Linked DNA regions of Mus musculus: region 2 is linked to region 1. Evidence: chromatin contacts called from ENCODE Hi-C data. All regions are on one chromosome and are shown on one strand. Each heading gives the region's core, a stretch centred on a gene start or an enhancer-like site at or near the end of the contact. The rest is flanking DNA. Distances are from core to core; before and after follow the strand shown.

The links. Hi-C counts contacts between places; a loop is a spot of excess contacts on that map.
Region 2: a map of CH12.LX shows a loop between it and region 1 (2.6-fold over the local background). The contact joins the enhancer-like site here to the promoter of Poglut1 in region 1. A Hi-C loop is called at or near these places in 16 of 37 maps with a recorded cell type or tissue (CH12.LX, Patski, adrenal gland and 4 more).

Annotation. Positions count from the first base shown.
Region 1 is chr16:38,548,979-38,551,886 of GRCm38, reverse strand. Poglut1 (protein O-glucosyltransferase 1) reads left to right here and starts at 1,631. Exons shown (of 11, transcript NM_172380.4): 1 at 1,631-1,804; 2 at 2,454-2,544. The coding sequence starts at 1,720.
Region 2 is chr16:38,722,933-38,725,947 of GRCm38, reverse strand. No RefSeq gene overlaps it. Among named protein-coding and RNA genes, the nearest start is that of Arhgap31, 11 kb to the right of the region's middle. Within about 2 kb of position 1,532, at least 2 of the 3 ENCODE cell types and tissues checked have a DNase peak (open chromatin) inside an H3K27ac peak, as active enhancers do; they include gastrocnemius and heart, where a contact is called at or near this core.

The sequences.
Region 1 (2,908 bases), core at 382-2,881:
AGACATTGGTATTAAAACTTTCAACTCAACCCCATCTGGGGATCCATCCCATATACAGTCACCAAACCTAGACGATATTGTGGATGCGGGGAAGTGCTTGCTGATGGAAGCCTGATATGGCTGTCTCCTGAGAGGCTCTGACAGAGCCTGACAAATACAGAGGAGGATGCTCGAAGCCAACCATTGGACTGAGCTTGAGGTCCCTGATGGAGGAGTTGGAGAAGGGACTGAAGGAGCTGAGGGGTTTTGCAGCCCTGTAGAGGGAGCAATAGTGTCAACTGGCCAGACACCCTTCCTCCACTGGAGCTCCTGGGGACTGGATGACCAACCAAAGAGTACACATGGAGGGACATATTGGTTCTGGCCGAATATGTCCCTTGTTGGCATCAGTGGGAGGAGAGACCCTTGGGCCTGAGGGTTTTCGATGCCCCAGGGTAGGGGAATGCCAGGGCAGAGGACAGGAGTGGGTGAGTGGGTGGGTAGGTTGGGGAGCACTGTCATAGAGGCCCTGGGAAGGGGGAATAGGATAGGGGGTTTCCGGAGGTGAGGGAAGACCCAGGGGAAAACATTTGAAATGTAAATAAAGAAAATATCCAATAATAATTTTAAAAAAATCAACTCAAGTCCTCTGCAAGATCAGTGTGTGCTCTAAAATACTAAGCCATCTCTCCAGTCCTTTCTGGTCTATTTTTGGATCAGTTGCTGTGAGGCTCCTGGTTTGTTGTTTGCACGTTCGAAGTTCTGAAGTTCAGTTAGTGTTTGGCAAGCTCTGGTACCTACAAACTTTAGAAGCTGAGGCAAGAGGATTATGGGTTGGAGACCAGTCTGAGCTATACTATAACACTCTATCTCAAGGATAAAAGAATGTTTTAAAAAGTTTTACTTATTATTATATCTAAGTACACTACAGCTGTCTTCAGACGCACCAGGTTGTAAGCCACCACGTGGTTGCAGGGATTTGAACTCAACACCTTTGGAAGAGCAGTCAGTGATCTTAACCGCTGAGCCATCTCTCCAGTCCAAGAATAAAAGAATTTAATGATAATGATACATAGCTTTAAAAAACGTCCAATTTGCTTTTTGTTTGTTTGTTTTTTTGAGACAGGGTTTCTCTGTATAGCCTTGGCTGTCCTGGAACTCACTCTGTAGACCAGGCTGGTCTCGAACTCAGATTTCCGCCTGCCTCTGCCTCCCAAGTGCTGGGATTAAAGGCATGCGCCACCACTGCCTGGCATCCAATTTGTTTATTGATAATCTGGTTTGGTATGGTCTTTTGCAGCCTATCACAAACCTCAGTACAAAACAAGGGCTTGTTTAACACGGCCTATTTGTGTTATATTGCTAGAAATTCCTATTATAAATGGACCTGTGCAACCTTTTGGGGACATCCGTTCAATACGATCAATAAATAAGTAGTTTGGTGTTCTGGAGTGACCTAGCCAAGGAATGATTTAACCTAAGCTCTGTGTATAGCTGAAGCACAAAACAAACTACCTCCAACCTTCGGTTTGTCACAGAACTGACCATTATTAAATGTGCCACCCGAATGGGCTTCCTGCTGCCTTATTTCCCATGCCAGGCTCCCGGAGGCCTAGGGGCGGGCTCGGCAGCCATCTTTGTGTAGGGCAGCTCCCACGTGCCGTGGCGTCCGCCGCCATCCTTCTGCTGGGCGGCGCTTCCGCCGGCGTGCGGGTGGGAATCCGCAGTGGTCTGCGGGTGATGGAGCGTCGGGCGGGCTCTCGGCTTAGGGCATGGATGCTGTTACTGCTCCTGTGCCCGGTGCAGGGCCGCCAGAAGGACTCAGGTGGGCTCCGGGCGGGGCCGAGCTTACCGCCGCGGCTCGGGGTCCGCTCGGGTCCCTGGGTGCTCGCTGTGGCCCCCGGCGCGCGGAGGATGCTGTGCGGCTGCAACGCGAGCTGGACAGCGGGCGGGGGCGAGCCTAGGTGTTTGGTGGGCCTCTTCTTCTGGTCCTGGATCCCAGAGAGTAACCCCCATCCTCCAGAATTGGGGATGGTAGGAAGAGAGGGATGTTCCCTGTTTACAGCAGAACGCTGTTCCGTGCTTCCCCAGAGGAGGGTGGGAGGCACTTGCTAGCTATTAGGACAAAACAGATGAGGGAGGATTTGAGTTTGCGTTGATTGTCTCGATGGGGTTCAGTTTGATTAGGTGAGAATCCATGTCGAAGTCCGGTGTCTCCATAACCTACTGAAGGCCAAACATTAATAGCTTGTGACTTTTCCAATTTCTTAGATACCTGATGGCGCAGGTAGAGGAACAGACTTGACTCAAGCCCCGACAAGTTACACAAAGAATCGTTCTTGGCATTTCCACTACTGGGAAAGGAAGGGGATTTCTCCAAGTGTTGGTCTTCTGTTGCTTCTGCCTGGTGCTTGGCAAATACGAATGCCAAGGGCATTTATTCTGTTAACTCTCATTTCCTTCACTTTTTGAAGGCTCAAAATGGAAAGTATTTCTTGACCAAATTAACAGGGCTTTGGAGAATTATGAACCATGTTCAAGTCAAAACTGCAGCTGCTATCACGGGTGAGTTCCTTGGTGTGTCTCTGAGAGCTGGATTCTTGTAGGGACCTTCGCTAAGTCCCTTGAGAGATCTTGATGGCAGTTATTAGTGATCTAAGCATGTCTTGAGACCTTAGATGGCTCTCGTAATGTATGGAAATGCTCTGGGATGGGAGAGGCTCGGTGTTCTCCACATTGCCTCTGTTCCCTATGGTATTTTAGCAACATGTGCTTTCTATTTCTTCTATTTCTCTTGAAAGCTTCTTAGGTCCAGAGTTCATGTCTTGTTATTATTCTCTCTGGTGCTAGTTGTCTGCAACTGCACATGAAAAGGAACGAGCATGTTTATCATCTAATCAGTATTTCCTCTTGGTTTTTATCTTTAAGG
Region 2 (3,015 bases), core at 283-2,782, 170 kb before region 1:
TGAAGGGACTCTCTTATCCTTTCTGAAAATCCCACTAGGTTCTAGCCACTTAAATATAAAGTGTATTATCTAAACTTGCATTGGAACTGAGGAAGGTATAAATAAATGAATAAAAATTAAAATGCTTAAAGCTTACGAACTGGCTCCTATGGGACTGGGCGGGGCAGGGGGAGAAGACACACATGCAAACTAGATGAGCTGCAAGAAGCAGAAGATTCACTGAGTAAAGGAAACAAACAAACAAGAACAACAACAACAACAACAAAACACAAACAAAATTTAAAAAGCACTCATCTGTGTATGTAGGACCTGTGTAGGTATAGACTAATGCGAAGGCCTTTCCAAACTCTTTTATAATACTCATACCAACTCTACGAGGTATTCCCACCATCCTTACTAAAAATGAGAACACCCCGGCTCAGCAAGGTTAGAAAATTTGCCCAATCAGATCCTGGGGCAAAAAGTCGCAGTGTCTGATCTAGAACCCAGGTCCACCTCGGAGCAGCAACCTGGGCTGGAGAGGGTCAGCTTCCACCAAGCCTCCATTACACCTGCGCATCTCCGCATCTCCACAGGAGGAAACGCAAACTCAGAGGAAAGCTGGCCTGGAAGCAGAGGAAGATTACGGGGGCGTCAAGGCCTAACAACAACTGTGTATAAGGAAAACAATTTTGTTGAAGAGGGCTATTTATAGGGATGTTTTTCCTCAGCGGTCCTTGCCCCCCTCGCCTTTCTTTTGTGTTAAAAGGCGCCTGGCAGATTGGTAAAGGGTTACAAGCAGTGTACAGGAAACCGTAGAATACAATGAACGGGGCGGGGACAAAGCCCCACCCGCCTAAGAATATCGTTTGCTCCAGTGTGGAGGGGACCCTGGAGGGAGACAGATGGGGCTCGGAGCCCGGGCTCTGAGCCTTCTATAGTTTTCTTTTTCCAAGTCTGGAGAGAGAGAGAGAGAGAGAGAGAGAGAGAGAGAGAGAGAGAGAGAGAGAGAGAGAGAGAGAGAGAGAGGCGATGTGCCCAAAAGGCGAGAGGAATCCAAATGAGGGAAGAAGTAGAGGCAACAGAACCAAACCAGGACTACAGAACTAAGTCAGAGGCAAGTTTCTACCCCGAGAACTCCCCTAATCAATGAAGAATGGGTTTCCTACTGGAAGATTCTGTCTAGTTTGAGAAATCGAAGACATAGCAAAAGAAACTATCTCAAGCATAGAGGGACCAGAAGACATCCCTAGATCCTCAGGGCAGACCTGCCAAGCTTCTGGGCCACTCTTGCCCAACAGCCCAGCCGTTGTTTTGTTTGTTTGTTTGTTTTGTTTGTTTTTTTCTCTCTCTCTCTCTCAGGGCCTTTGATCAAAGGCCTCGGGCCAAATGGATTCAAACTCAGAGTAAGAGGCTAAGGATAGGCAGACCCTGTGCTGATTCAGATGTGGGCTGTGTAGGTTCGGATGTGGGCATAATAGCAATTCAGCGGGGACTTCTGGCTCTCCTTCTGGCCTCTCAAATCTCTTCTCTGTACTTGACTAGGAAGGAAGTGTCCCGCTGCTCTTTGGCAGCCTCCGGTGCCCATGTTGGTGTGGGACAAGTAAGTTCTGTGCTCACTCAGTGTCTGAAATGCTAAAGACTCATTTAATGCCAAACTGCGCGTGGGTCAAATGTCGCAGGTTTTTATTTTGTTTTTTTGTTTTTTTAAACATCCAGGGGAACTCAGAAGAGCTCCAGACCATTTAGCTTTAAAACAAACAAACAAACAAACAAAAAACACTAACAGAGGTCAATGTAAAGATACTAGAGAGTTAGTAAAATATTGGACATTTTAACTTCTGAATTATTTGCGATGGTATATGTAGATAACCCATCTGCCATGAGTCACTTTCTACTCATTTTACAATTTATACTGTCCAAGAACATCTCTCCCTGAAAGTTCTGATACAGCCCTGCATGTGCTAGGAGGTAGGTTGAATTTTACCCAATTCTTAAGAACTTGATGTGGACACTGACTCTACCCTTCCACATCTAGACTTCTAAAGTGTGTGTGTGTGTGTGTGTGTGTGTGTGTGTGTGTGTGTGTGTGTGTGTGTGCATATGAGGGTGAGAGAGAGGATGAGAGATCATTTTTTGTTTTGTTTTTCATTTCTTTTTCATTCATTTATTCTCTCATATATTATCCCAACATCAGTTTCTCCTCCCTCCTCTGCCCCCCCATCCACCCCTCCCTCCACTGAAGAGAAACAGAAAACAGAAGGCCTCCCAGGGATAGCAAGGAATAGTAGCATATCACATGAGTGAGAGCATTTGTAACCTAGTCTTTTACTAACATTTCTCTTTCCCTCCATTCTTTCTATCCCCAGTGTCCTAATTACTTACATTTTCAGTAGGGAAAGCAAAGCAACACACATAGTCCTCACCCTGAGTAAAACAGCTCTCCAGGCCCTAAATCCAAAAGAACTAGTTAGGCAAGCACACAGACAGACGACTCCATACCACTTTTTTTTTTAAATGTATTTATTTTAAGTATGTGAGTACACTGTCACTGTCGTTAGACACACCAGAAGAGGGCATTAAATACCAGAAGAGGGCATTAGATTCCATTACAGATAGTTGTGAGACACCATGTAGCTGCTGGGGATTGAACTCAGGACCTCTGGAAGAGCAGTCAGTGTTCTTTACCACTGAGCTATCTCTCCCACCCCCTCCATTCCGATGTTGAGATGGGGGAGACCCTTTTAAATCCCTTTTCTCTCATTCTCAGCACTGCTCCCGTTTGCTCATGGAAGTCCTGTTAGAAGTAACATTGACTTTCAGAGTCATGGCGAAGGCAGGGCATTGGGTGATGGTCAGGATGAAAAGCTGATCCCACTTCCGGTTTCCTTTTCTCTTATAGAAAAACATATTCTTTGCCTGTGCTTTGTTAGGGATAGATCATGTGCCTTCTGCAGTTTGCATGCCCTCTAAGATAGCTTGGTGCACCTCACCTAGACCTTCAGAGGCAACGGTTTGTAACCTAAATTTAAGTGA